4 separate regions of the Homo sapiens genome follow, and regions 1, 2 and 4 are each linked to region 3. The links are chromatin loops, found by intact Hi-C in ENCODE. Cell type or tissue: endothelial cell of umbilical vein. All regions are shown on one strand. Links, peaks and the distances in the headings refer to the core of each region. The heading gives the core; the rest is flanking DNA.

Evidence for each region. A loop is a pair of places that touch in the nucleus more often than their neighbours do. Peaks named below come from ENCODE experiments on the same cell type or tissue, not always from the same donor. Only the 100,000 strongest peaks of a DNase experiment are listed, where the experiment ranks them.
Region 1: a loop joins it to region 3, with 5 times the contacts of the local background. A loop is called at or near these places in 4 of 110 quality-filtered maps.
Region 2: it touches region 3 in a loop (7-fold over the local background); 5 of 110 quality-filtered maps call a loop at or near these places.
Region 4: a loop joins it to region 3, with 8 times the contacts of the local background. A loop is called at or near these places in 4 of 110 quality-filtered maps.

Annotation. Positions count from the first base shown.
Region 1 is chr20:38,670,981-38,678,315 of GRCh38, reverse strand. No RefSeq gene overlaps it. Among named protein-coding and RNA genes, the nearest start is that of SLC32A1, 50 kb to the left of the region's middle. RefSeq lists a silencer at 3,750-3,859. In endothelial cell of umbilical vein, for the core only: no CTCF peak of the experiment used is centred there; a DNase peak (open chromatin) is centred at 3,845; H3K4me3 peaks cover 1,056 bases; H3K27ac peaks cover 395 bases.
Region 2 is chr20:38,786,458-38,793,792 of GRCh38, reverse strand. LOC124904902 (a long non-coding RNA gene) reads right to left here. Exons shown (of 2, transcript XR_007067584.1): 2 at 6,957-7,335. Among named protein-coding and RNA genes, the nearest start is that of PPP1R16B, 16 kb to the left of the region's middle. In endothelial cell of umbilical vein, for the core only: a CTCF peak has its summit at 3,145 (motif pointing right); a DNase peak (open chromatin) is centred at 3,172.
Region 3 is chr20:38,722,354-38,729,688 of GRCh38, reverse strand. It overlaps SLC32A1 (solute carrier family 32 member 1), which reads right to left and starts at 5,203. Exons shown (of 2, transcript NM_080552.3): 1 at 4,575-5,203; 2 at 317-2,237. The coding sequence starts at 4,964. The coding sequence ends at 1,050. RefSeq lists enhancers at 616-1,275, 1,936-2,596, 2,811-3,348 and a silencer at 2,209-2,503. In endothelial cell of umbilical vein, for the core only: CTCF peaks have their summits at 2,321 (motif pointing right) and 3,626 (motif pointing left); no DNase peak of the experiment used is centred there; H3K27me3 peaks cover 4,472 bases.
Region 4 is chr20:39,046,887-39,054,221 of GRCh38, reverse strand. No RefSeq gene overlaps it. Among named protein-coding and RNA genes, the nearest start is that of DHX35, 88 kb to the right of the region's middle. In endothelial cell of umbilical vein, for the core only: a CTCF peak has its summit at 3,985 (motif pointing left); a DNase peak (open chromatin) is centred at 3,961; H3K4me3 peaks cover 859 bases.

The DNA.
Region 1 (7,335 bases), core at 1,110-6,109, 51 kb after region 3:
AAAGTAGTCATCTTGACAGGTGGAGGAACTTAAAAGAGGTTCTCCTAGGACCAGGGGCACTTGTACAACCCCATTTAATACTCCTGAAATAAGTTGAATTAACCCCATAATTTTAGGAGCCAGAATCATCCCATCACTTATTTCTTTGAATCAAATGGGGTCAGTTTTAAATCCCCATCCACCTGGCCAAGAAGGAAATTAATTTGTCCTAATGAAGCTTCTTCACCACACCCCTACCCCTGCCAGTGGAAGAAAGGTCACAAGGGTTTATCCAGAGCAGGTCATGTGGGGAGAATCCTCTTTTCTTCCATTTCCACTGGCCACTGCTGAAATGCTCATTGTCCAAACTCACATAGTCCCTTGAAGACAGTTGCTTCTGAGGCTTGAATGTCAAGCATGAGCTGCTGGGTCTGGAAACCCTGATGCCCTGGACCTTTGCTGGGTCTACCCTTCCTAGGGGCAACTTCTCTATTGGCCCAGGTAGACAGCTGGTGTTGATGGCCAGCTCTCCTCATTCTCTCCATCCTTTCATTCACCAAATGTTTACTGAGGGCCTCCAAAGGGTCAGGCACTGGGCAGACAGTGATGAACAGGACTATCTTCAAAGAGCTCCCAGGAAAGGCAGACAGTAACTGCATAATAACCCTCAGATTGGCAATGTCTGCCTACCCTCTCCTCCCAGATGGGGCTCTGGAGGCATTCAAATCAGTCCACTTTTCTTTGCCATTGCACTCTGTTGGGCATGAGCTGATCATCTTCAGCTGCACCCAAGTCTTTTAGGGCCCTCCTACATGAGAGTGAATTATCTGCCCCATTCCCCAGAGGTTGGGCAGCCACCACCTGATGGAGATAATAGCAGAGTTCCCTTCATCATTTCTCTAAGGGAAGCCCAGACCCTTCCTATAGGGAGGCTTCTAGGTGGTCTTCCTCAGCACTCCAGGGTTCTAGAAGTGAGTGTGCAATTCTCTCTCTCTCTCTCTCACACACACACACCCCACACCCCAAATGAGATTCTTACAATAAGACCCTAGAGCATAATCAGTTAAAAGAACCATTGAAATATGCCTTCTTTTATAGCCCTGATTTTCCCACACAAACTAATCTACTCCAGCAGACTTAATTCAAATGAACTGCACGTTCTCAGCACTATAAAAGTGACTTTATCACAGTCAAGAGAGAAAGATTAGAAGAAATGAATATGTGGGTGATTGAATACAGGATGTCCAGTGACAGGGGATGGAGGATGCGGATTTGCTATCTTGGTTCAGCCTCGGTTTATGATGATTGAGAGGGCTGCCCTCTCAATGGGCAGAGGCAGAATGGCCACAGGGTAAACACCGCTCCAGCCATGCCTGGCAGCCACCATCTGGCACTGAGAATGGCCAGCCTGAGCTGGCCTGGCCTCATCCAGCCTCCTGCTGTGGTCAGCTTAAAGGAAGCACAGAGGTGGGATCTGGAATCAGCCTGCCTGGGTTTGGACACCAGCTGTCCCACACAATAGCTGTGTGGCCCTAGGTAAGCTGGTTTACCTCACTACGCCTCACTTTCTCCATCTGGAAAATGGGAATGATTACCGCGAGGGCCTCACCAAGTTTGCTCTGAAGATCGAATGTTATAACACACACATGAAGTGGAGTGCTGGTCCCACAGTCGAGGACTGGCCAGGTAGACTTAGTATCAGCATCTCTCTACTCAGCCAGACCTCTGCTGCTGTTCTGGGCCTGGCTGGGGCAACATGGAGCCTCTGACCCTTTGAGAAGAAATCATCTAAGTTAGGAGGAGCCTTGGACTGGGTGTGGGGATGCTTTTGACCCTTTCCACCAAGCCATAGCATCCATGTACTGTGCTGTGACTTGGTAATAGTGCAACCACCTTAGGTTCAGATCCTGGCCCTGCCGTTTACTAGCTGTGTGAATTTGGGCATATCATTCAACCTCTCTGGGCCTCATTTTCCTCATGTGTGTAAATGGAGCCACCAAGAGTCCTTACTTCATAGGGATGACATGAGGACTAACTGAGATAACCCATCTGCAGCAGGCAACACAGCCCTGGTGTGAAGGAGGCGCTCAATAAACATGGGCTATTATTAATCCATTATCCTGATGGTATCTCACGGTACTGCTCCTCACATTATGACTCTAGATTTTACCTACCAGGCTGTTTCGTTTTGAGACGGAGTCTCACTCTGTCACCCAGGCTGGAGTGCAGTGGTGTGATCTTGGTTCACTGCAACCTCTGACTCCTGGGTTCAAGTGATTCTCCTGCCTCAGCCTCCCAAGTAGCTGGGACTAAAGGTGCGCACCACCACGGCTGGCTAATTTTTGTATTTTTAGTAGAGACAGGGTTTCACCATGTTGGCCAGGCTGGTCTTGAACCCCTGGCCTCAAGTGATCCACCCACCTCGGCCTCCCAAAGTGCTGGGATTATAGGCATGAGCCACTACACCCGGCCTAGATTTTATCTACTAGGTTGTGAAGCAACTATCCATCCATTCATGCATTTATTGAGCAAATTGCTATTTAGTGCTCAGCTCAGAATGCAGTGATGAACCAGCAAGGCCTGGACCCTGCACTGCCTCATTCATTCATTCATGCATTCTTTAGGCAGAGACTAGGCAATGGTGTCCCAGGTCCTGGAAATACTGCAAAGAACCGAGCAAAGCCCCTGTCCTCAAGGAGCTCACAGTTTTGTGGGGGAGACAGAAAAGAAACCAATAGACAAATCCAAATACAACTTTGGGTGGTCAGTGCCGTGAAGAAACAGTGGGTAGGGTATGGGGATGGGGAGGGTCTTACAAAAGGTGGTCAGCAAAGGCCTCTCAGAGGAAGGGACGCTGAACAGAGGCCTGTGTGAAACGAGGGCCTACTTACGTAGGTGTGGAAAGTACAAGGTTAGGAAGGGGGTGGGAGAACGAGGTCTCCCTCATCTGCTCAGCCCAGCAACCCTCATTCCTTCCCAGTTTCTCAGGAGACGTCCCCCCGCCCATATGGTCACGGAAGTCAGAATCTTGGGGGTGTCCTCATTTTCCCCCTCACCCCTAAACTTGACTAGCCACTGGTTCTGTAAATTTTACTCCCTAGTCTTCTTTTGCGTTCTATCCCCCAAGACCTCACCGACATTTTCTCCCACCTGGACCACGGCAGTTACCTCGTCCTCCTTGGTCCTCTGGACTCCAGTCTCAGTCTCCGCCTCCCAAAAGCCAAAAGGACCTTTGTAGAACACAAATGTGAGCAAGACCTCTGCCCACCTCCACCCCCAGCCTCCCTGCAAATCCCTGCTGTCCTCAAGAACCATCCCAGACCCTTTGCCGGAAATTCGAAGCCCTCCAAGACCTAACCCCAACCCCATCCTCGGCTCCGTGCCTCGTGGACTCTCCTCCAGGAGGCCTTCCCGGATCCCACGGGCTGGGTTTGAGGGTGCCCCGGAAATCCTGCCCGAACCTTAGATATGGGTGTCCGCATTGGATGAAGGAACGGATGGCTCCGGGAAGACTGGGCTGGGAGTCTGAGCACAATTCAGTTTAAAACTCCCTTCCCACTCCCACCCAGGGAAACAGGAAGGGGGGGCTGGCGGCGCCTACAGTTTGCATTCCTAGCGTGGGGCGAGCGCGCGACGGAGAACAAAAGGGCGGTAATGATCCGCAGCTGGGCGAGCAGCGTGTTCGGCCTGCGGAGACACCCGACCACCGGGGGTCGCCGTGCTCACTGCGCGTGCGCGGCTAGCGGGCGGGGCGCCCCGGGGCTCTGGGGGCGGGGTGGGGACGGCCTGGTGTGTGGGTGAGGGTGTGGGGGCGGGACTTGGTATGGATGGGCGGGGCTTGACGCGCGGGGGCGGGGTCTGGTGTGGGTGGGCGGCAGCGGACGCCTGGGACCGGGCAGGCGCCTGGCGCTTCCTTCCGGACCAGCTGCTCCGCGCCGCTCTGCTGTCATCAGGCGGGCGAGGAAAAGCCCCGCGTTCGCCGGTCGGCGCGGAGCCGAGCAGAAAATTGTTGATTCAGAGAAAATGAGAGCATCACGACTAAACAATGGCGGAAAGCGGCGACGACGCCGACAGGGCGTCCTAGCATCCCCTCCCTCCCGCTCGCGGGGACACGGGGAGCGAAGAGGGAGCTGAGCTGAGGGCCCGCGCGGAGAAGGGGGCGAGCGCTGCCAGCTCTGGGTTGGAGGCTGGGGGTACCGACCCCAGGGCTGCACCCTGAAGCCCTGAACTTAACGTCCCTCTCGGGTCCCCAGAGGCCCCGGATCCCGCTACCCTGGGTCCAGCTTTGAATGTTTCCGGACTTAGGGCACTGGGGTTGGGCCATGCTTTCTGACTGCAGGGGCGCATGAAACCCTGACTCCTCACCGTGGCCAGTAAGACCCCGAGTGATCAGGCTCCAGCCTCATGCCGCACCACGGCGCCCCTTAGTGTGACTCACACGTTCGTTGTCCTTTCTGTTCCTCAGACAAGCCCATCGCTTTCCTGATTCCCTCTGCCTTGGAAAGCTGTTGACCCACTCTTTGCATGACTGGCTTCTTCAGGTGTCAGCTTAACTATCACCGCCTCCAAGAGGTCCTCCCTGACCCTCTGATCAGAAGTGGAGCCCCACCCCTCCGTTATTCTGTATGATAGCGTCCTGTTCATTCCGTTCTTTTTCAAGGCGTGAAGTAATTTTGTAATTAGGTAGTTTTCCATAAACTTCATAAGATCAGGGACCTCTTCTTTACAGCTTTCCCAAGTCCCCATCTGAGTTCCTGGAAAGTCTTAGGTTCTGAGCCCACCCCTTCTCCCTCCCGAGGATGTGTTTCTCACAGCAGCATTTACATATTTAAAGCCAGGACACAGCCCTAAATTGTGTAGGGAACCTAAAATCCAAGCCTGGAAGTGGTGTATCCGGTGAGGTCATTAGGGTTGATTTTCCGAGCTAAATAATAATAGGCCAGGTGCAGTGACTCACATCTGTAATCCCAACACTTTGGGAGGCCGAGGCAGGAGGATCGCTTGAGCCCAGGAGCTTGAGAGCAACCTGGGCAGCACAGTGAGACCTCTTCTCTACAAAATAAATAAATAAATTAGCTGGGCATGGTGGCACGCGCCTGTAGTCTAAGCTACCCAGGAAGCTGAGGAGGGAGGATCGCCTGAGCCCTGAAGGTGGAGGCTGCAGTGAGCCTTAATTGCACCGCTGCACTCTAGCTTGGGCAACAGAGTGAGACCCTGTCTCAGAATAATAATAGTAATAGTCATCATCATCATAAATATTACTAACTTAGCACTCATCCTGTGCCACGCCCTGTACTGGTCGTATAAATGTTAATTCAATTCATCCTCATATCAATCTCAGCTTATTTGTGCTTTTAAGCACTGCCAGATATGCCTCCGCCAGGAGGGAAGGATATGGTGTTCGCATTAAACGGGGATTGCTGACAGGGGTTATGGGGAGGCCCAAGAAGATGCAGGGCCAGCTGAGGGGCCTGCTACTTGGTGCCCAGCACTGGAGACTTGACCGAATTCAAGGCCAGGCTCCTCTTTTTATAATGTGTGTATCTTGGGAAAGTTACTTAACTTTCTCAAGCCTCAGTTTTTGCACCTTAAACGGGGTCAGCCTGGGGATCTCCCCTCCTGGCCTGATTGGGATTCAAGTCTAAACCAAGGGTAAGAAAACATCGTCCATGTGATGGTGACTGGCCTAAAAACAATTTGCTGCTGATGATTGCAGAACCCCCTCCCCAAACTGCAGTTTAGAAGCCACACAAGCAAGTAAGTAAAGATGCCTAATGAGTAATAAGAGCAAACACTTACCTGGTTCTCACTGTGTCTTACTGCTGTGCCAGGTGCTTCACTACATTGACTGATTCATACCTCAGAACACACTTGCCGGAAAGGCATTATTATCCTCATTTTGCAGAATAGGAAGCCGAAGCACAGAGAGGTTAAGTAACTGGCCTAAGGTCACCCTGGGGGGAGTGGCAGAACTGGACTGGAACCAGGCAGCTGGGCTTCATCATCCGTCCCTTCAACCTTTTGCTGCATATCAAAAGTTAGTGTTCACACTTTTAAGAGGGCAAACTAGATGACCCAGTGGTTGCAACTCCTTTGGGGTGAGTCCCCTCTCTTCACCGAGGCCTGATTTTTTTGTAGTAAAAATCTTCTAATTATGATGACAAAGCTGAATGTTTTCAGGCAAGATCTTGTTTACTGTCATCTCATATGATTGTGTTTTGTTTTGTTTTGTTTTGTTTTGAGACAGGATCTCACTCTGCTGTCCAGCCTAGAGTACAGAGGTGTGACCTTGGCTCACTGCAACCTCCCAGGCTCAAGTGATCCTCCCACCTTAGCCTCCTGAGTAGCTGGGACTATAGGAGCACTCCACTACACCCATGTAATTTTTAAAATTTTTTGTAGAGGTGGGATCTCGATACATTGCCCAGGCTGGCCTCCAACTCCTGGCCTCAAGTGATTCTTCCCCTTTGGCCTCCCAAAATGCTGGGATTACAAGAGTGACTGCCCAGCCTACAAACAAGCCATTGTTGGCAGGGAAAGGCACATTTTAAGGATTGACACGGTGGGACAGGAAGAGCCCTAAGCTCAGAGTCAAAAGGACCTGAGCACTAACGCTGGTTATGACATGGACTTGCATACATATCCTTGCACTCCTGGGTCTCCAAACACAACAACTGGCATCATTGCTCACAGTGTGCTAGGAACTATGACAAGCATTTTATATGCATCACAATAAGCCTTTGAAGCTTGGATTATCACCCTCACTTGGAGGATGAAGAAACTGAGGCTCGGGAGTGTGGACAGGGGGTGGTCCTTAGATCCAGGAAGGGAAGCCAACACTGCTCTCTAGGCAGGGAGGGAGAGGCGGGGCAGCCTGGTCTCTTTCACAGCTAAGAATAGTTAAAAGGCAATTACGATGCTAATTTCAGCACTAATGGCTACAGCAGCTGAGAGAGCGGGAGCTGAAAGGTGCTGTTAGCAGAGAGTTGCTAGCCAGGGCCTGCAGACAGTCCCCTCTCCCTGGAGACCCCTGGGCCGTGGCTGAGTCACAGCAGAGACACTGGCTCATTAGGCCCTAAATAAAGCAGCCACTGCTCCTGGACAAGGCTCAGCTCTTCCAGGTCCTTCCGCAGTGTCCCTCAGAGTGAAGGGAGAATAGCCAGCAGTCTGGGAGGGCACTGTGGACCTCATGGGTGATAAAGATGCTCAGGAAATCCCACTTTTCCCTCCCCCTTTCCCTCCCTTCCTGCAACAAGCACAAAAACAATAACAACAACAAAATGTGTTTGTCTATTGGAGGCAGGCTGCCTGTGGCTTACCAGCCATGTGGCTTTGAGCAGTGTATTTTATTTCCTG
Region 2 (7,335 bases), core at 840-5,839, 65 kb before region 3:
CCGAAGCGCTTTTCATGTGTTACTGCCTGGAATAAGAGAGGGAAGGTCTTTTGAAATTCTAGAAATCTATGCTTGGAAGATATGTCATCCCTCGGTATCTGCAGAGGACTCTGGTTCCCAAAATCAGTGCGTAAAATTTCAGGAGTCCTGCAGGATTCCGGCAAATATGGTATCTTCCATCCGCATTGGGTTGCAGATGCAGAACCCATCCATATGGGCAGCCTACTGTATTTATTGAAAAAAAAACAAAAACAAAACTGTGTTTAAGTGAACCTGTGCACTTCAAACCCATGTTGCCTAAGGGTCAACTGTACATAGGCAAAGCCTGAAGTGGAAAGGCAAAATGTTTATCCCCACATGACAGATGGGTTGAAGAGATGCTCCATTTCTGAATTATCAGGGAAATGTAAATAAAACAGATAGGAGGTAGAGGTCACATCCATCGGAAAGGCAAAATAAATATAAATAAAATAGTCTCTCAATACCGCGGTGGGCTAAGACTGTGTAAGTGGAACCCCATGGGGTAGGAGGAACCAAACCCTGGTGCAATCGTTTTGGAGGGAAATTTGGCATTATTTGGGAAAGTTGGGTACTCGCGTCCAGTAATACAGCAGCTCCACATTTAGGAACATCCAGCTAGGAGAAAACCTCCCACCTGTGTAGAAGACATGTCTAAAGATATTCATTAGGCCTTTATCTGCAAAAGGCCAGCAACATCCTAAATGCCTACCAAAGGGGGAATGGATAAATGGATTCAGGAGTGCTTTAATATCGCAGAATTCTAAACAACAGAGAGAATGAACAGAAATAAAGCTGCCTGCATCAACATAGATAAATCTGAAAAAACAAAATGAGTTGGGAAAAAATGCAAGCTGCAAATGAACACTTACAGTGTGATACTTTTATATTTATTTATTTATTTATTTACTTTTGAGATGGAGTTTCACTCTTGTTGCCCAGGCTGGAGTGCAAGGGCACAATATCGGCTCACTGCAACCTTCAACTCCTGGGTTCAAGCGATTCTCTTGCCTCAGCCTCCTGAGTAGCTGCGATTACAGGCACCCACCACCATGTCCAGCTAATTTTTTTTTTGTATTTTTAGTAAAGACGGGGTTTCACCATGTTGGCCAGGCTGGTCTCGAACTCCCGACCTCAGGTGATCCACCCGTCTCAGCCTCCCAAAGTGCTGGGATTACAGGCATGAGCCACTGGGCCCGGCTGATACTTTTATATTTTATAACCACAATAGCATGCATTTGTGATACCCAGATTTGCACTAGAGGCATAATAAATGATAGGCTGGCTGTCTTCACTAGCCCTACAGACCTAAGACTGTGTAAGTGGAACCCATTGGGGTGGGAGGAACCAAACGCTGGTGCAGTTGTTTTGGAGGGAAATTTGGAGGCCTGAGTAGCATACTTCATCTTGCTCTGCACTACTGTGGATGACACCATAGGAATTCCCTTGTCTTCTGGCTTCTTGTAGGAGATAAGAGGGCAGAAGTGAGGCCATGTGAGTTGGCTGTGTCCCTCTACTGAAGGCCACAGCTTCTACTGCTGACCTTCTTCAGGCTTTGGTAGGTGCTCACACCACTTGCCTCAGTTTCCCCATTCATAAAATGGGTATGATAAAAGTAACTATCTCCTAGGTGCATTATGTGGACTAGATAAGCATAGGCACTTGGCGCAGTGCCTGATAGGTTATAAATAACTCAGCAAAAGTTAGCTTTTATTGTTATTAATCACACCCTTTCTCCATTCCTACAAGGAACTCCTTCCCCACTGCCCCCCCTTTTTTTTTTTGAGGCAGAGTTTTGCTCTTGTTGCCCAGGCTGGAGTGCAATGGCACAATCTCGGCTCACTGCAAGCTCCTCCTCCCGGGTTCAAGCAATTCTCCTGCCTCAGCCTCCTGAGTAACTGGGATTACAGGCATGCGCCACCATGGCTGGCTAATTTTGTATTTTTAGTAGAGATGGGGTTTCTCCATGTTGGTCAGGCTGGTCTTGAACTCCCGACCTCAGGTGATCCACCCGCCTCGGCCTCCCAAAGTGCTGGGAATACAGGCGTGAGCCCCCACGCTTGGCCCCTTCCCCCCTTTTTAGACATGAAAATCTCATGGCTTCCCTTAATATTACTTGACATTCCAAAATACAGGTCTGAAAGCAATCCTTTTTCATAAAGCATGGGACTACATGTGCTTAGGAATTTCACAATTTTTTGAATTTTATAAATGCAATGTGGTGGGTGCATAGAGTCTATATCAGTGACTCTCATATGTGAGCGTGAGTCAGAATCTCCAAGAGGGCTTGTTAAAGCACAGAGGGCTGGGCCACACTCACTCCGTAGGTCTGAAGTGGGGCCTGAGAATTTCCATTTCCATTTCCCATTTGATGCCAATGCAGCTGGTCTCAGAACCACACTTTGAGAACTACTGCTATTTTACGACATCCTTAGAGGGGTCTAGAGCAGCACCCCCAAATCAAATATTATTATTTCTACTGTGGGCTGGGCATGGTGGCTCACACCTGTAATCCCAGCACTTTGGGAGGCCGAGGCAGGCAGATCACCTGAGGTCAGGAGTTTGAGACCAGCCTGGCCAACATGGTGAAACCCAGTCTCTACTAAAAATACAAAAATTAGCTGGGTGTGGTGGCGGGTGACTGTAATCCCAGCTACTGGGGAGGCTGAGGCAGGAGAATCACTTGAACCCGGGAGGTGGAGGTTGCAGTGAGCCTAAATCGTGCCATTGCACTCCAGCCTGAGCGACAGAGTGAGACTCCGTCAAAAAAAAAAATTAAAAAAAAAATCTTACTGTGAAATGTTAATGAAAGACTATAAATAGCCTTAAGCCAGTTCGGATTAGATTTAGCTACTGAGTAAGCTTTTATAAACTGATGCAAACGCTTTGAGTTTGCAGAGAATTTTGGATTTTGGAAGAGTGTAAGGGATTGTAGACTTGTAAATGAAATTTCATGACCAAAGATGAAAGCATATTAAAAAAAGTAATTTTCGAATATGCTTTTTAAAACTACACTTGATCCACCACCATCAGGGATTATGAATGTGGAATGAATGAATGAATGTGAATAAACTCTTAAGGAAGAAGAAAGGGCGAAACAGCGGGTCTTGCATAGTTTCTATTGGCCACCAAGTGGCAGTATCAGGTCTCTCTCAAAGTTCGGGAGTGCTCGGGAGAGGGGCGTTCTACGCTGTTACGTCAAAAACAGAACCAGGCTGTGGGTAGCTGCTCCATCTAGAAGAGCCCTTGGGAGATGCTATTGCTTTGTATCCAACTACTCCAAAACTTAGAGGGGTAAAACAACCATTTCATTATGCTTATGAATTCTGTAGGTCTGAAATTTGGAAAAGGTGAAGCAGGGATAGTTTGTCTTTTCCACATGTCCCGGGCCTCAGGTGGAAATACTTGTTGGCTGGGGGTGACTCACCAGCTGGGGGTGGGGACGTGGAGGGGGGGGTGACTCAATAGCTGGGAGCTGGAATCATCCGGAGGTGTCTTCATTCACCTGTCTGGGTATTGATGATGGCTGTCAGCTGCAACCCCTACCAAGGGTCTCTCTGTGTGGTCTCTCCGTGAAGGCTAGCTCAGGCTTCCTCACAGCATGGGCTAGCCTGGGCTTCCTCACAGCATGGGCTAGCCTGGGCTTCCTCACAGCATGGCAGCTGGGCTAGCTTGGGCTTCCTAGTATGGTTGCTAGGCTAGCTCAGGAACAACATGGCAGCTAGGCTAGCTCAGGCACAGCATGGCTGCTGGGCTAGCTCGGGCTTCCTCATAGCATGGCGGTTGGGCTCAAGTGTGAGTTTCAAGGAGAGGAGAAATAGGACACCCTTTGATGGGAGGGATGTCAAAGTCAATATATTCGTTTGCTAAGGCTGCCATAGCAAAGGACCACAGTCAGGGTGACTTAAGCAACAGAAGTTTATTCCTCAGAGTTGTAGAGGCAAGAAATCCAAGATGGGGTGTGGGCAGAGTTGGTTTCTCCTAAGGACCCCCTCCTGGGCTTGCAGATGGCTGTCTTCTCACTGTGTCCTCACATGGTTCTTCCTCTGTGTGGCACATGCCTGGTGTCTCCTCTTCTTATAAGAACACAGTCATACTGGATTACAGCCCCACCCTAACGCATTCATTTTAACTTAATCACCTCTTTTTTTTTTTTTTTTTTTTTTTTTGTCGAGACAGAGTCTTGCTCTGTTGTCTAGGCTGGAGTGCAGTGGCATGATCTCGGCTCACTGCAACTTCTACCTCCTGGGTTCAAGCGATTCTCCTGCCTCAGCCTCCTGAGTAGCTGTGACTACAGGCACACACCACCACACCCGGCTAATTTCTTTTGTATTTTAGTAGAGATGGGGTTTCACCGTGTTGCCCAGGCTGGTCTCGAACTCCTGAGCTCAGGCAATCTGCCTTCCTCGGCCTCCCAAAGTGCTAGGATTACAGGTGTGAGCCACTGCGTCCGGCCAATCACCTCTTTTAAGGCCCTATCTCCAAATGCAGTCACATTCTGAGGTACTGGACTTCAACGTATATATTTGTGGGAACATGATTCTGCTCCTAACAGCCACATTGTCAGACGATCATGTGATATATAGGCGATATCTGTCTTGGGAAAATGCGGTCTGCCATGGCACCCGTCCTCGAGGCACACTGCACACACCGATGGTGTCGCAGTTGGTCATGCACATCATTCTCAATCCTACCTCCACGCCTTTGGATGCACCGCTCTCTCTGCCTGGGATGCCCTTCCCTGCCCTCCTCTAACAGGCCACTCCTAGTCACCTATCCAGAGCTCTCTGCTCATCCAGAACATCCATGACCCTGCCTCCTGTCACCAATGTCAGGGACCATGATGTTTATCACCACTCTTATCACACTGATCACTAGCACCACCATTTATAGACTGCTGCTTTGTGTCAGGCTAAGCTCTTCTGAGCTCCTTTGATTCTCACAGCAACCCTGTGAGGTCCATTTCACAGATGAAGAAACTGACAGTCAGAGTAGGGGAGTTACTAGCCCAGGACCACAGAAGAAGGAAATGGCAGAGTGAAGACTTGAACCCAGGTCTGCCTGGTTTGAGAGACTGTGTTTGTCACCTCTAGCCACAGGGCCTCTGAAAGCCCTGGCATTGGTTAAGCCCCCTCCTCTGTGCTATGCTAGCCCCTGGTTTAATCCTATCAAAGCACCAATCCCCTCATTAATGCAGGTTGCACCAGCTCTAGTCTCACCTGCCAGGCTCACTTGCTTATGCTTGGGCTGTCCCAGGGAAGGTCTCACCTGAGCTTAGACATAGGCTGAGGGCCAAGCATGCATTGTATATTACATGGCAACGTCATGACATTAATGGAGTCCAATGGACCACACTTCCTGACATCCACGCCTATGCATAGCCCCCTCTCACACTGACTTGGGGCTTGTCCATGTGACTTGCGCTGGCCAGTGGGCCATCAGCAAACATGAGGCAGGCAGGAGCTTGGGATGCTTGTATACACAGGGCCTGGTTCTCTAGGAACACTGTCACCTTGTGAATAAAGTCGGAGTAGACTCCTTAAGGATGAGAGGCTACATGCACGGAATAATCCAGCCACTCAACCTGTTCCAGGAATCCCAGCTGATGCCCCAGACATGTGAGTGAGGCCACCTTGGACTGCCTGCCCCTGTTAAGTTCCGTATCACTATAGACATATGAGTGACTCTGGCATGACCAGCAGAAGAACTGCCCAGCTGAGCCCAGCATGAATTGCTGAGCCACAGAATCCTGAGCAAATACAATAGTTGTTGTTTAAGCAGCTAAGTTTTGGGGTGGGTGTTATGCAGCAATAGATAACCAATCCCCTGCTGTGTGTCCCCTTCTGCTCCAGCGCCCTTCTTAGGCTTCTAGAGGGGCCTCGCTGCTGCTGCCGGTGTCCACCGCTCAAGCACTCCTGCCGTTCCCAAAGCAGTCAATATTTGAGGCACCAAGCCCCTCTCCCCAGTTCTGGTGCCCCCTTGGGCCTGTTACAGCCATGCTCACTTGTAGCTTGTGCCTTAGAGAACTCTGCTCTGAAACATCCTCAGGTGAGGCTGGATCCAGGGTCTCACATGATGTCCTTGGGGCTCTGTGTTACTCAGCTCTTGGCTCTGCTAGATTCTGCTGGGATTCAGTGTGCAGACAGGGTTTCCCCACATAGTTGCTGTGGTCCACCTCCCACATGTTAACTCAGTGAGCAGCTGGAGCCCTCGGGCAGCTTCCATTCCCTTGCCTGGCTATGGGCCTGTAGTGGAGGCTTTCCAGGTGTCCACCTCAGTGAAAAAAAGCCCTGAAGTAGAACCTCAACAGAGTTAATGGTGGCAGCTTTGCCATTTCTGACCTCCAGCCTGGGGACAGGCAGGAAATGATTTTGCAGTCAAGACCAGTGTAATAGTAATAGTACCATAATAATCACTTTACTTTCCTGCTATGATCCTCTACTTAATACAAGGATATTACATATTTTACCCTTATTTTGGTATATTTTGTTTATCCTCATATTCTTTTTTTACATGATAGCATGCTATATATATAATATATGATATATATTATATTATATATTACATATATTTTATATATAATATATATTATATATATATATTTTATATATTTTTTATATATATATTTTTAGACAGAGTCTTGCTCTGTCACCCAGGCTGGAGTGCAGTGATGCGATCTTACCTGACTGCAATCTCCACCTCTCAGGTTCAAGTGATTCTCGTGCCTCAGACTCCTGAGTAGGTGGGATTACAGGTGTGTGTCACCATGCCTGGCTAACTTTTTGTGTTTTTAGTACAGACGGGTTTCACCATGTTGGCCAGGCTGGTCTCAAACTCCTGGCCTCAAGCGATCCACCCGCCTCAGCCTCCCAAAGTGCTGGGATTACAGGTGTGAGCCACCACACTTGACCAATAACACACTGTTCTTTAATTTCTTGTTTATTTTTATATTAGCATGACCTTTATTATCTTATTATTTTATATTTTTAAAATCCTTTGGTCCATCAACTTCATTTATAGTAACATCATTTCCAAATACATATTTTTGCAGGGATACTCTTTGCAGTGCTATATGTAACAGAATAAACTTGGAAACAGATTTATTCAAATGCCATTCAAAGATAGAATGATTAAATAAACCATGGAATGAAATATAATAGAATACTATTCAAATGTTTAAATGAATGAGTTACTTCACAAGGAATGTACAGGAACTATATGACTAAAACTTTCAAAGGCTATTATGTGCCATGAGACTTGAATAAAGGAAAAAGTCATATCCATTTTTGGCTAGAGGAGTCAATTGAAGAAAAGATA
Region 3 (7,335 bases), core at 1,562-6,561:
TCTGTTTTGAGGTTGGAAGTTGAGAGCTTCCACCAAATTCTCAGATGGACCCGCCCCCAGGGGAGAGATTCGAACAAACCTCGACCTGGCAGCTGAGGGGGCCGCTACAGCACTCTCCGTCTTCAGCTTCCTCCTCACACCTGAGGAGCCTCCTCGCCGCCAACTAATCTTTGTACTCCCTAGAGCCCTCCCCGGACCCTTTAACCACAGCTGCTCACCATCTCCGGTTTCAGCCGGCGGGAGCCAGTTCCCACGCCTCCCAGCGCCAGGGGATCCCGGCTGGTACGAACACACAAACCCGACACCGGGCCGCGCAAGCCTTTGTCTCTTCTTTATTTGCGGATATAATTATGTACCGCACTCTAAATTAGAGATAGATTTTTTTCTGATATACATTTCATCTTATTCACCACGAGCACACCACACGCACAGTAGAACAGTTCCACACCTGATAAATTGCACAAGATGAGAGTTTAGATTCCTGAAAACCGGCAGGCAAGCTGGCCCCGCCGCGGCTTCTCGCCTTCCGGCTTCGTTGAAGGAAATTGCCCACCCAAAATGGATTTCCCAGTCAGCCTTTCCCGCTGCAGGGTTGAAACGTCTCCGGAATGGGAAGCGCTCTTGCTGGAAATGGCTGGACGCTGTAGATTCCGAGCTCTGGATGGATGTGAAATATTCCCCCAAGGTCAAGTTGCCACGCCTGCGAGCTGCGCCCCCTCTCCCTCCCTTCCCAACCCCCTCGATGACTGGAACCAAAGTGTCGGGGCCCCACTTGGAAGGACAGAGAACCCTGCCCGCAAATGCACCCCGCCTCCCCCCAAAACCAGGGTGTTGTGGAAAAGAAAGGACAACAGAAACGCAGACGCGATGGATCGTGAATCCCTGTCCCCTCCCATCCCCCCCATCCCCGAATAATCAGAAACTAGGAACCAGAGATGTTTAAAGCTTGGCCTCCCAAGCGCGGCGGCAGGGCGCACTGGGCTGGTGGGGGCGGGGTGAGGGGAGAAGGGAGAGAGCGCAGAAGCGCGGCGGGGGCTCGCCCTTGCGCCCTAGTCCTCCGCGTTGGTTCGGTAGGCTTCGATGAGGCCCTCGAGGGAGTGCACGAAGCCGGACACGCTGCAGATGCCGCCGATGACGAAGATGGCGACGTCGAAGAAGACTTGGTGCCACAGCAGCTTGCGCCAGAGCAGGCGCAGGTGAAAGAGGCTGGGCAGCAAGAAACAGAGGCCGGCGCCCGTGAGGCTGCCGGTGAGGCCCATGAGCAGCGCGAAGTGCGGCACATAAATGGCCATGAGCAGCGTGAAGACGACGAGCGCGCAGCGCAGCGTCAGCCCCCAGGACTTCAGGCGCCCGTCGCCGCTGTAGCAGGCCGGGAAAAAGGCGCGGCTGCCTTCCTGGAAGAGCGACTTCTCCAGCACCTCGACAGCGGCAAAGAATGGCAGAGGATAGGACAACAGCGCCTTGGCCACCAGAAAGATGTTGACCACGGCGCGGATGGAGCCGGGCAGGTTATCCGTGATGACCTCCTTGGTCTCGTCGGCCCAGGTGAGGTAGGCGACGAGCGCGAAGAGGCCCTTGAGCACGCAGGCTGCGATGTGCGTCCAGTTCATCATGCAGTGGAACTCGCTGGGCTGCTGCATATTGCCCTCCAGCGAAGGCAGGAAGATCTGAGACGTGTAGCTGAACACGATGATGCCAATGGAGATGGGGAACTTCTTGACGTCGATGTAGAACTTGACCTTCTCCCAGGCCCAGTCGCGCGCCCGCGATAGACAGTAGGCTATGACCAGGATATTGATGACGAAGTGGGCCAGAGTGCACAGCAGACTGAACTTGGACACGGCCTTGAGGTTCTTAAGGAAGGCGCAAGGCAGCAGCACGGCCGTGGCGATAATGGACCAGGACTTCTGCGACACGGGCAGCCCCGGGAAGCTGTTGTACATGAGGTTGCCACTCACCACCACGTACAGGATGCACGTCATCACCAGCTCGATGATCTGCGCTACGTTCACCACTCGGCCGCCCAGCGTTGGGAAGCGCGGGGCGCAGCAGGCGTTGGCTATGGCCACGTACGAGTCCCGCACGCGCACCACCTCGCCGTCTTCATTCTCCTCGTACAGGCACGCGATGAGGATCTTGCCGGTGTAGCAGCACACAACGGCGGCGAAGATGATGAGAAACAACCCCAGGTAGCCGCCGTGCAGGATGGCGTAGGGTAGGCCCAGCACGAACATGCCCTGTGGGGCGGAGAGGCAACCAGACGCGGACGCTCAGCGAACTTGGCAACGGATGAGGGGCCCGGGGGGCGTGGCTTAACGCTGTGGCCCGAAGGGGGCGCTAAGGACACTGAGAATTGGGTCTGAGCCGCCGGGGAGGAGAGGTTAAGAGCAGGCTGCGGGGTGGATGTAGGGGAACTAATAGTGAGCCCGGGTGTCGAGCCAGAGATGGAGAGGGAGGGATGTATGGACGGATCTGAGAAGGAAAGGTGCGCTAATGGCTGGTGATAGCGAGAGGGCTAGGGTGGGAGAGGGCTGAGAATAGGGAGAAGCCACAGGAGGGAAGGGAGATACTTCGGGATGGTTTCTGGGGACAGGAACAGAATGAGGAGTTGGGGGAGGAGATGAGAAGGGACAGAAGGGAGCGTAGTCGGAAAGGGGCTCTAAGAAAGGTAGTGAGCTGGGCCTGGGCCAGTGGAAAGAGTGGGCACGGGATTTGTGGTGGGGCTGGAATGGGGCACGGGAGCTAAAGAGGAAAACTCGGGCGTCTCAGGCTCAGACCAGAGGAGGAAACGTTAAAGGCTGCAGTTGTGAGGCGAAAAGGAAATAGGGTAGAGAGGGAGAGGGGCTGAAGGTGGGGCAAAGCCCCTGGGAGGCAAGAACAGAGACAATGTGAAGACGCTTGGGGAGCAGCGCGCGGGGAGGAGGAAGCAGGGCTGGAAATTGAGAGTCTTAGGACAAGGCTGGAGTTAGAGTGAGGCGAGGGCGAGACCTAAGGAAGGGGACTAAGTGGAGGCTGGGGAGGCAAGCAGGAGGAGGAGCTTGGCGGGAAGGCGCCAGGGAGGCCAGAAAGCCGAACCGAGCAAGAGTCTAGAACCAGAAGCTTCAGGGTCAGGCGGACAGGGCTGTAGGGTTTAGAATCCACACGGGGACTAAGAGCTAACGAAATCCAGGGTCCCGGAGGCCTACGAGCCTCCAGCCTCCTGCCCTGGCCTCCCTTGGGGCCTATCAAACGGAGCCTTGAAAGACGCCCCGGGAAGTCGCGGGGCACAGCGAAGGCGGGAGCAGCCCCGGGTCCGTGATCCAGCAAGGCCGTCTCGCCGGGCCCCGGAGCGGAAAGCGCCTTGGGTCGGGCCATCTGGTGTTCGGGGCCCGGTGGAGTCCTGCTTACCCCGATACATGGAACAACCCCTGGGAGGCCTCTGCTCCCAGAAAACCTGCCTTCCGTGGCCCCAGTGATAGTGCGCTCCAGGGACGCCGCGGGGCCAAGCTGTAAGGGACCGGGGTTGCCTAGAGCTGAAGTCTCCTTCGGCCCAGAAAGCTGCGGCCTGCCAGCCCCTGCTAGCTCGGAGGTCGTTGCCAAGACTCCAAACCTGCTCCCTATGTAGGAGTCCTGCGCCGCCTGGTGGGGAGTGGGGGGTTAGGAATAAGGGGAGAGGGCCTAGAGAGCAGGGGCCATTCTTAGCCTCTGGAGAGGGCTTCGCCAGGGTCACACGGGGAGGAGCTGGCCGCCTCTTTGCGGTGCAGCCGGGATTTCGGGCGAGAGGGGCGAGTCTGTGCACAGGTAATGCTGGATTATTGCGGACTAAATGTGTTTGTGTGGGAGCATGTGTGTGCTTTCGTGTGTGTATACCTGTATGTCTCCAACAGGGCCGCACCCAAGGGAGCAGGCTGGTTCCTGTCTGCATGCATCTGTGCATGTGTGTGTGCATATGTTCAAACGAATATTCGTGTGTTTGGTATGTGCAGGTATATGCTTTTGTTTGTGGAGCTGTAGGGGTGTACGCAGGTGCATTTGGGGATAGTACTGTGGTCTATATATAGATACATGTCGTGTGCGCCTGTGCCTGCGCCTTTGTTCGTGGGAAGGGGGGCTGTGGGCATGTGGTGTGCCTGCCTATATACGTGTGCGTGTCTATGCGTGTGTGCGGGGGGAGGAGACTCCGACCTCAGCGATTTCCCCTTCTTCTTTCCTCCCAAAAATGCAGCTGTGAATCCGTTCCAGAGTCCAAGACCAAACCGTGCCCTCCAATCCTGATTTTCTTTCTTTCTCATCGCTTCCTGCTCCCTCCCCCCATTTCCTTCACTTTTGCAGTGTCTCCGGACAGGTGTCTCAGACCGAACTTCAGCCTAGCGGTCTTGCAGCTGGTGCCGTTGGGAGGGAGCGTGGGTTAGGGCGGAAAACACCGCCTGGGGGCGTAGGTCCCCGCGCAGGGCTGGGAGGGATGGAGAAAGGGAGATTCCTGGGTACAGGAGGGGGTCTCCAGGCCGAGATCACCGGGCGACTGTCGGGGGCAGAGCCCGGCACGCTGAGCTGGGAGGGGGGAGGACAGGCAGAACTGGGAATCCCGCGCTTACCTGGATGGCGTTGGTCACGTTCCAGCCTGCCTCCCACGCCGTGATTTTGGGCTTGTCGTGGCCCCCGAATTCGCCACCACCTCCCACCTGGTCCTTGGAGCCGGAGGGCGGCAGAGGAGCTCCGCTGCCTCGCTGATAATGGATGTCTCCCTCGACGGGCGCTTCAGCGCCCTCGTCCCCGCAGGGCTCTCCCTCGGCTTTCAGGATGTCCATCTGCAGGCCCTGGCGGTGCTCAAAGTCGAGGTCGTCGCAATGCGCGAAGCCCACCGCCTCCTCATCCGTGGCCGCCTGAAAACCCATCCTGGCGAACATGCCGCTCATCTTGGCCTGGGACTTGTTGGACACGGACGTGGCCACGTTGGACAGCTTGCTGCGGAGCAAGGTGGCCATGGCGGCGGTGGGGACAGCGGAAAGGACAGAAGGACCCGAGGATGCGGGGAACGCGATGCAAGAAGGCGAGGGCTGGGGGGCGCAAAGTCGCTATCTCCGCTTGCTCTCCGCGCGGCGCCCCGGGGCTCTCTGGCTCATGACCCTCGCAGCTGGCGTTCGAGGCTCTCTCAGGGCTGGACCGGGCAAGCTGGCAGCAGGTCTGGCGGAGCGGCGGCGGCGGCGGTGGTGGCTAGTGCACTGCGGAGCTGCCGCGGGGCGCGAGCTGGGCTGCGGAGGGCGGCGGCGGCGGCGGCGGCGGCAGCGGCGTCAGAGCAGCTACGCGAAGCTGGCGCGGCGCCCCCACCCGTGCGCAGCCCAATGCGCTCCCGCCCCTCGGAATCAGGCGGTGCGGGGGTGGGGGATTGGAGAGAGGAAATACCCGGAGGCAGGGGACGTGAGGAAGGGGCTAGGAGAAGAGAAAGGGGGCGCCGAGGGATTCAGACGTGAGCTGGGGGCAGAAGAAGGGCGCCCTTGGGAAGGAGGCGGGAGGGAGCGCGTGAAAGAGGGAGCGCCGAGGGCAGGGGAGGTGGGGGGGCGAAGTGCTGCATTTCTAGGGGAGGTGCTAAGCTCGCATCCTGGCCCTTCCCACCTCGCCGCCGCAGGGTGGGAGGGGGCCGGCGTGGGCTGATGCTCGCAGTCTCCCACCCCCGGACCACCCCCTCCAGGGTCCGGGAGCTGTGCAGCCCCAGATCCTCTGGCTAAGGACTGGTCTGGGCGCCCCGAAAGCCCGCAGGACTGAGTTGTCAGTCTCTCGCGGAGCGGGTCGTCTATAAGTCAGTTTCCCTGGCACCCATCCTTCGCGCGTAAACCCGGCCGCGAGTCCCCCTTGAAGGTAGAAGTGGCTGGCATGGATCGCTCCCAAGGAAGCTCAGCCTCAGGCTCAGTCACCCGGGTTCTCTCCGCCCGTCCAGGGACGCCGCGAGGGAAGCGATTGTGCGGATCGCTCGCCACCAGCCGCTCTCCAAATGCGTGCAGAATGGAGGCGAAAGGTTGGCTTTTCTCTTTCTTTTCGTTTGGGGGTCTGGAAGAAGGCAGGACTCTATGAGGACACCTCTCGTCAGCCTCCTAGCGGGTCTGCGAATGCCCACGCCGAGAGGGGCGCAGACGGGGCCAGGCGCGGAGGAAAGAAGGGCTCGCGGCGCTGCAAGGCGGAGGAAGCAGAGGCTCGCGGTGCGCTGGGGCCCTGCTCCGACGGCCGCCTCCAGGCTGTGAAAGCTTGGGCTGTTTGTGTTGATTGGGGTACGGGTGTGTGAGCGCGAGTAAGGGAGAGACCCAGAGACAAAGACCGATGCTGTATCAGACTCTGCTTGAGGTTGGATCAGTGTGGCCTCTGAGAATGAGGTTTGGTAACCGCGTGTGTTCTGTGTCTGTGTGGTTTTGCGCGCATTCCAGTGTGTGTGCCAGAGCTAGTGTGTTGGATTACGTATGTGTTCCCGAATGGGGTTGCCTGCGTTCGTGCCTGTGTTAGTCCCTTTGTAGTAGTCTCCGTGAGGGTCCGCTGCTCTGAATGGGTCCCTGCGTAAGTCCCCAGCTGATGTCCTGGCCGGGCTCCTCCTGAGCAGTAAACCGCAGGGCTCCACCTGGCAGTCCCAGCCTGAATGGAGAAGTAGCGGCTGTGACTGGAAGTGGGGGCGGGGGCGGACGGAAAAACCGAAGGAAACAAAAAAGGAAGCAGCTCCCCATCTCCCCTCTCTCGAGGCCCTTTCTCCCTGGGAACCCCAGCCACTCTTTCTCTGCAGTATTTCTAGATTAGCTCACGTCAGCGCACAAGTAGGGCGGCCCGAGGGCTTTGGCCAGAGAGTTGGAGCTGCCAGGACAAGACAGGCTTCCCTCTCTACACCCTCCCGCCTCCTGCCACCTCCTCCCATCCCAAGCCCCTCCCAGTCTCCCGGAGGAGGCTTCTCTCCAGATAGGGAACCTCCACCACATTGGACAGAGATGCTCCTAACCTCTCCCCAGGTACCCCCTTAATTTCCCCAGAAGCTCTGGAAAGCCCCTAGCTCCTGCCTGGTGGAAACCAAGACAGAAATCCTCTTCTTAGCCTCCAGCTACTAAGACCAAAAAACAAAACAAAACAAAGCAAAACAAAAAACAAAACAAAAAAAGACCCCTCTATAGAACCGTCCTCCAAATACAGACACTCCAAGTCATGACAGGACCCAGAACAAAGACAGGAAAGAGATTCTTCCTCCAAACACAGAGATCCTCTCCTCCAAGGAGGCTTCTAAATAGAAGCGATCCCCCATCCGAAATTTGCCCTATACGGAGAGCCTCGGCCCACCCCAATTCTCAGATACAGGAAAGACAGAGAGAGAGAATTTTCCCTACAGAT
Region 4 (7,335 bases), core at 949-5,948, 330 kb before region 3:
CTTGGGGCAAGATACAGGGATGGCAAATGTTCCTCCATTGGTCTACCTGTCTGACCCCCCAGATTCCCCACTATACTCTGGAATAATGGCCAAGGCAGCCTGGGCTCTGGAGTCAGAGGGCTGGGTTCAAATCCCAGTTCCACCTCCTATAAGCCACCTGACTTAAGCAAGTGATTAAGCCTCTGAGCTCCAATGAATTCATCCAAAAAATGGAAATAAAAGTAGTATCCATACCTTCGAGTTAGTATATGACACATGGAAAAGCTCTTAATAAAACCTCTCATCTGCAAAAGCATTCCAATAAAATTTCATTCTCAATGTGAGTGATGTAATTATTAAATCAAAATAAATTCTGTGTATGCACAAGCCCAGTCTAATACGGTAGCACATTTAACAAAACACAGTCCAACAATCAGAAAGTGATCGGGAAAGGTTCTACTCTTTACTTGGATTCCTGAAAGAATGTCAAAGGATGTCATTACCCAACACAGTTCTTAAAATTCTATTTGCAGCCGGGCACGATGGCTCATGCCTGTAATTCCAGCACTTTGGGAGGCCGAGGTGGGTAGATCATCTGAGGAAAGGAGTTCGAGACCAGCCTGAGCAATATGGTGAAACCCTGTCTCTACTAAAAATATAAAAATTAGCCGGGCGTGGCTGCATGAGACTGTAGTCCCAGCCACCCTGGAGGCTGAGACAGGAAAACTGCTTGAACCCAGGAGGTGGAGGTTGCAGTGAGCTGAGATCACGCCACTGCACTCCAGCCTGGGGAACAGAATGAGACTCTGTCTTAAAAAAAATAAATCAATAAAAATAAAAATTATATTTGCATATCCTTTATTCTTTAATTTGCTCCCCCAACAGCTACCCAGCCACCCCCGAATCCTGCCATTTTCTCTCCCTCAACTCCCAGTCCAAACGATGTTTAGCCCTTACCATGCCGGCCCTTCACTTTTCCTCCCCCTCTTTCTTCCTGTTCACACCTGCCTCTCTCTGTTGTACAGCTTAGCCTTTTAGATACAGTTTTCCAGTCCCTACTTTTCCGTCCATCTCCCCACCCCATAATAATCATGACTGTCATTACAAATGTGGCACCTTTGGGACTACAGGCAGAGAAAGTGGTGATATCAGTGAAACAATGGAGAAAGAGTTTAACCCCCAAGCACACATGCTCACCCCTCAAAGGCAGATTCTGTGTGCTACGGCACATGCACGTATACGCACACATGCAAGGCACATTTGTGCCCACATATGTGCCATAGCATATGCATGTGTAAATGCCATGTGATGCGGTGCACGCATGTCTATGCACACATGCAAGGCATATTTGTACACATGTGCTGTAGCACATGCATATGTGTGCACACATACCATAAGCAAATGTAGGTTGTAGCATGTGCACGGGCGTGCAAAGACATGTGCAGGCACATTTGAATGTGTGCGACATAGTGTGCACATATGTGTCTGCACATGCCCTGTACAAATGGCATGTGCTGTAGTGCAAGCACACATGCCATACAAGCACCAGGGTTCTGTGGTCCAGACCTGGGGCAAACCATGAGTCCCAGGCCAAACGGCAGCCGAGCCAGGCCTCCCCACAGTCTGTCCTCCCTCCCACTTGCCTCAAGAAACAAAGACAGTTTATCAAGAACTCCCCAGTAAGCGGTTTTTTTAAGACCTTCAGCAGCAGCCGCCGGGCTGAGCTGAATGTCTCACTTTATTAGTGAGTTTGGCCTTGGGTGTCTGGCTGTTTGATCAATCCTGCCGGGGGTCAGTGATATTTCCTCCCAGCCCCCCCGCCCCTGCCCCTGCCCCTCTGCCGCACCTGATGAACAGCTTGCCCCTGGACCGCTGATCACCTATTGATTTTCCAGCCCGAGGCTACATCCGCCGCCAGCTGCCATCTCCAGCCCTGTCACCAGGACCACTTGGTGACTAACTGATCCCCCGGTCCCCTCCCACCCCCACCCCTCACTGCACACCCAGCTCCCCCACTCATGGCCCAACCTGCCCTTCCGGCTTTTTCTGTGCCCAGTTCCTACCCTCTCTTTCAGGGCTCAGTGCTGGGACCCTGGACACCAAAATCAAGTGACTCCCCAGCTAGCTTTGATGCCTGGCTGCATGACCTTGGACAAGTCACTTTAATCTCCTTGTGCCTCAGTTTCCTCATATGTAAAAATGGGGCAATATTGGAAGCTACCCATCATGTATATCAGGCAGCAGTTTCCACAGTGTATTATGGGCACCTCTGGGGTCTCTGAGACCCTTTCAGATGGTCCATAAAATTCAGAATAATGTTGACAATAATACAAACATGTTATTTGTGGGGGTTTTTTGCTCTCAGTGAAAGCTTTTTAAAACTCCCAGTGGAATATTACAGGGGCTACATGACATGTGGTATCTCAAAAACTTGCAGATGCAGATATAAAAATCAAACTGTCTTCTATTAAGGCTGACATTATAGAGATCTGCAAAAATATAAAACAAAGCCACACTTCCTTCTCTTTAAATTTTGTGTGTTGTGAAATATAGTTATTTGTCATAGGAATATATTATTTATGCTCACATGTAGTGTTTATTATTGCTATTTTAAATAAATTATAAATAAATATTATTAAAATTTGTTTTGACTCCTAAAATGGTAATTAGTGATAGATACAACCCACATGAACAAGAGCTTTGAGGGCCTTGATCATTCTTAGGGTGTAAAGGGTTCCTGAAGCCAAAAAGTTTGAGAACTGCTGGTACAAGATGCTAGCACTGTGTCTGGCTCACTGTAAGCACTCAGTAAATTATTATTGCTATGATTTGGAGTTGCTATCATTGGGAGTTAGAGTGATTTCTCCAGTCAAGCTGGGGAGGGGATTTGGGGGTGCAGATTTGGGGAGGTTGCCCCTGATTAGGGACATAAGTGGCACAAAGGTGAGATCCCCCCTGCCGGCTCCTAGCAGCCCCCTCACCTGGCACTCACTGCCAGCTTGGAGTGTCCAAAGCCATGGCCAAGGGAAAGGAGCACGTGGCTGATCTTGGCCCTAGCAGCTGGGATTGGCTGCACCTCGAGATAAACCTCCCTCAAAATTGCTCAGAGGGAGGCAGTTGGTGCAAAGAAGGAAGAGGCTGGAGAAAGAGATGTAACAATAGCTACTCCTCGATTAGCCTTACCATGTGTCAGGCATCATTGTAAGCACTTAAAGTTAAGTCATTTGAGCCCTGCGACAATCTTAGACAGTTGTTTAAAAATGTACATGGGATGATTTTGTTGTAATCAGGTATGGGAAGATGACAGACACAGAGTCAACTGCCTGAAAGGAAGATTGTATTACTTACAGTTCCCAAGAGGAGGGCACAACATTCAGGGCCACCTGAACAAAATGAACAAAAATGCAGAAATGGGGTGACCTGGGACAGTCTGGGCATCCCAATGGCCCCTCAGATTTACCATGGCCCATCTGCTTCTCCTGGCAGGCCCTTGGGTCTGCAAGAGCCCTGATGGTGGAGAGAGGGCTGCGCGGGTGGCCCCCTCCTGAGGGCTGGCTTTTGACCCCTCTCCCGCACCCACCCCAACTCCACTCTGAAGGACCCTGGCAGGCCAGGTCAATAATTAGAACTCCATAAAGGTTTGCTGGTGTTGATTTTTGTCGTTGCTTTTTGAACTGGGCCTGTAAAATGGAGAGGTTCATACCTTCCTTGGTGAAGTGGTCAAGATTTAAAGACTTGGTGAGTACAGTATAGCTTCTTGCAACGTGGACAGAGAAGGGGACACCGTCACGAGAGGTGCGGGGGCTGTTTTCACTCCGATGCGCTCAGACCGGGACTGAGCTGCTGTGGACGTGCCCGGTGGGCAGGCGGTGAGCTCGCACCGGGCAAGACACGGGTCTGACCCCTCCCCGCACTCACCCCCTCCCTGGGCGCTCGCAGGACCCGAAGCAGCGCAAGGGCGTCCTGGCTGCCCAAACGCGGGGCTCCAGCGCCGCCTGCCGGCCGCCGTGTGCAACGCCGACCCGGAAGTCTCGCCGTCTCTGCCTGCGCTGGGGACGCGCGGGACACCCGGTTCCGGGAATCCCGGTGGGGGTCCGACCTTGCTTTGGGCGCAGGGAACGCGGCTCTGCAGGACGGGCTGCCGCCGAGGGCATCGGCAAGCTTCGGGGTGTGGACCGTGCCTGCGCCCGCTGCATCCGTTTTGGGCAAGGCTGTGGCTTTTTGAGCCTCAGTCACTCTTTGCGGAGGACGAACAGGGTGGGAATTCGACTTCTCCCACCGCAGCGTCCCTGCAATCTCGTTCTCGACGACGTCCCAGCCTCCCTTCTAGTCCAGTCCCACCCCCAACATTCCTCCTACCCTACTCGCTGGGCACTTCCCGCAATTCCAAATCCCGGCGTGTGGCTCATCCACGTGAAAACCCTTCAGAGCTCCTGGTTGTCGCATAAAACGTTGCTTTCATATTAAAACGAACATGGATTCTGGGAGGCAGAGGCTGGACGATCCCTTGGGCCCAGGAGTTGAAGGTTACAGTGAGCCATGATCCCCACTGCACTCCAGCCTGGGCAACAGATCGAGATTCTATGTCAGAAAAATAAAAAATACATAAAAAGTAAATAAAACTAACATGGATCAGACAGAATGAAATTGAGAGAATGTGGAGCTGCCCAGCTCAGAGCCACCAAGCCCCTAGGAGTCACAGGGGAAGGAGACTCCCAGAGCTCCTGCAAGCCAGCCAAGAGGGGGCCCATTCTCCCAGGGAAACAGCATTGTCAAGGTGGGCTCCATCTCCAAACCAAGCTCCAGAAGCCAGGTCAGGAATTGGGACAGGGCACAGGAGGGACAGCTTGTCTGTACTCCTGCATGTCTGGGCCTCAGCTGACAGTGACCCAGAAGGCTGGGCCCTGGAAGAGCTGGGCCAGAGGACCCACTTCTCAGATGGCATCATGAACCACAGCCCATGAGTAGCCTCTCCAGCATCCTGGTTATCAGGTAGCTGGCTTGCTCGGGTGGCAGTGTCCCAGCAAGCCAGGCAGGAGCTGCATGGCCTTTCGTGACCCAGCCTCAGAAGTCACACCACATCACTTCACACAACCCTGGGTCAAAACCACTACCAACTTGGCCAGATTCATGAGAGGGACATAGACCCCACCTCTGCATGGGAGGCATGTCAAAGAATCTGTGGGGGGAAAAAAAAAGGCACGGCACCAGTCCATCTATTTTTATTTTTTTTTTTTTTAGACAAGGTCTCGCTGTGTTGACCAGGCTGACATGCAGTGGTACAACTGATCACAGCTCACTGCAGCCTCAAACTCCTGGGCTCAAGTGACTTTTCCGCCTCAACCTCATGAGTAGCTAGGGCTGGAGGCACACATACCACACTCGGCTAATTTTTTAAATTGTTATTTTTTTGTATAGACAGGGCCTATGTTGCCCAGGCTGGTCTCAAACTCCTGGCCTCAAGCCATCCTCTAGCCTCAGCCTTCCAAAGTGCTAGGATTATAGGCATGAGCCACCATGCCCAGCTCCATCTAGAAACTATGGTTTTGTGGCCTAGGGAAGGTGTCACCTGGATAAGGTATCACCTATGTTTCACCTCCAAACTCAGGTGCTCCCTCCAGAAATGGCACTGGTCTCTCCATCCCCACTGGATGAAAGATGGCCAAGAGAGACCTCCCTGAACCAGTTGCAACAGCTCAGGGCCATGACAGGATGAGGCCATGGAAAGGGGACACTGCAGGAGATGGCCGAAAAAGCAACATGATTTGCCTCAACTGTCATTTCTTAAATCCAGACACAGGGAAGGGAGGGGAAGTGGGGGACACACAAGGAATAATGGGGGGGAATCAAGGAACTGGGAGAAGAGTTCTTATAGTGCCTCTGCCCTTCCATATCTGCTCTATCAGGTTGTCAGAAGCAAGGGACCAGAAACACAGTCCACTTCCCCTGAGCCCATTGCCAGGAGTGGACAGCAGTGTGGGGACTCACTGCCTCCATGTGGCCAGCAGAGGGCAGCATAGCGCTGCTCTGCTGCATCAGATGCCTGGCAACTTGGCAGGGCCAGTCTGGAGGACTCAGGACTCAACAGGACCAGACTCAGGACCCTCCACATCCCTGGCTAAGGACGGGCTGCAGCCTGGATGTGGGTCATGTTTTAGCACGTGAGCTCCAGGGAAGCAGGGACTGTGCTCTGTGTGCAGTGGTCTCTTATCTGCAAGTGCTTCTGGGTGTCCAGTGTCAGTGAGTTGTGTTGTGAAGGGCACAAAGGTGTCCATCAGATTGTTCCTGGGTGGTTCTGAGCAATGTGTGTGTCCTGATGCCAACACTCATCTGGTGTCCAGCAGCTCCACGAGCCTTCCACTCACTGCTCCCCCTGAAAACTCCAGTGTCCCGAGCCCCAGGGCCAGGCGGGCCCCACTCCGGGCCTCTGTGCACCCCCACCCCCTGACATGGTCCTCCCCTCTGCTTAGGTCCTGGTCACCTCTGGCCTCTGCCCATCTTGAGGGTGGGGGCCCTCATCACCGCATCTGGTTCTTTCCGGGGTGACTTCCTATCTCCCTTGTTTAAATAAAAGGAGTCCACCTTGAAGGAGATGCGGGGACCTGCACACCACGGCACCAGGGAGGCTGGGATGGGCATGGAGGGAGGGGCAGCGGGTGCCCTCTGTGACACACGTGGAGGGAGCAGAGGCTCCTGTTTCCTGAGCAACCCCTGACCCAGCTCCTTTCTGGAATTTTACAATGGAGCTCACTGTGGCACCTGTGCACATGGAAGGACAGGAGGGAGGGAGGGAGGGAGAGGGAAGGAAGGAAGGAAGGCTTGCTGGTTTTAAGTTATTACCACCCCATTGCACTGGTAAGGAAACTGAGTTGAAGACAAAATTATGTCTTGCCAAGGGTCACAAAGTTATCTAATTTTGGGTGTGGGGCTTAAACCAGGTCTCCTCCAGACCCAAAAGAGTATATCCTAAATGATCCCATGTGTATGAAATTCTAGAAAAGGCAAAGTTAGCCCATAGTGACAGAAAGCAGAATAGTGATGCCTGAGGCTGGGGGGCAAAGTCGGGGTGGCTGTTGACTACAAAAGATCATGAGAAACTTTTTGGGTGAAAATGTTCTATATTTGATTTTGGTGGTCACTGTGGTGTACTGATTTGTCAAAACGTATTGACTATCCAATTAAATGAGTGCACTTATTACATGTGAATTATACCTCATTAAAGGTGGTCATTTTTTAATTCGGATCTTCTGACTTGGAGCTCAGTGCTCCTGTCCTCCCTACTCAGATGATGCCCAGTTGTGGTGTCACTAATCTGGGTCCTGTGGCCTGTAAGGGTTATTCACATACCCAAAGGGT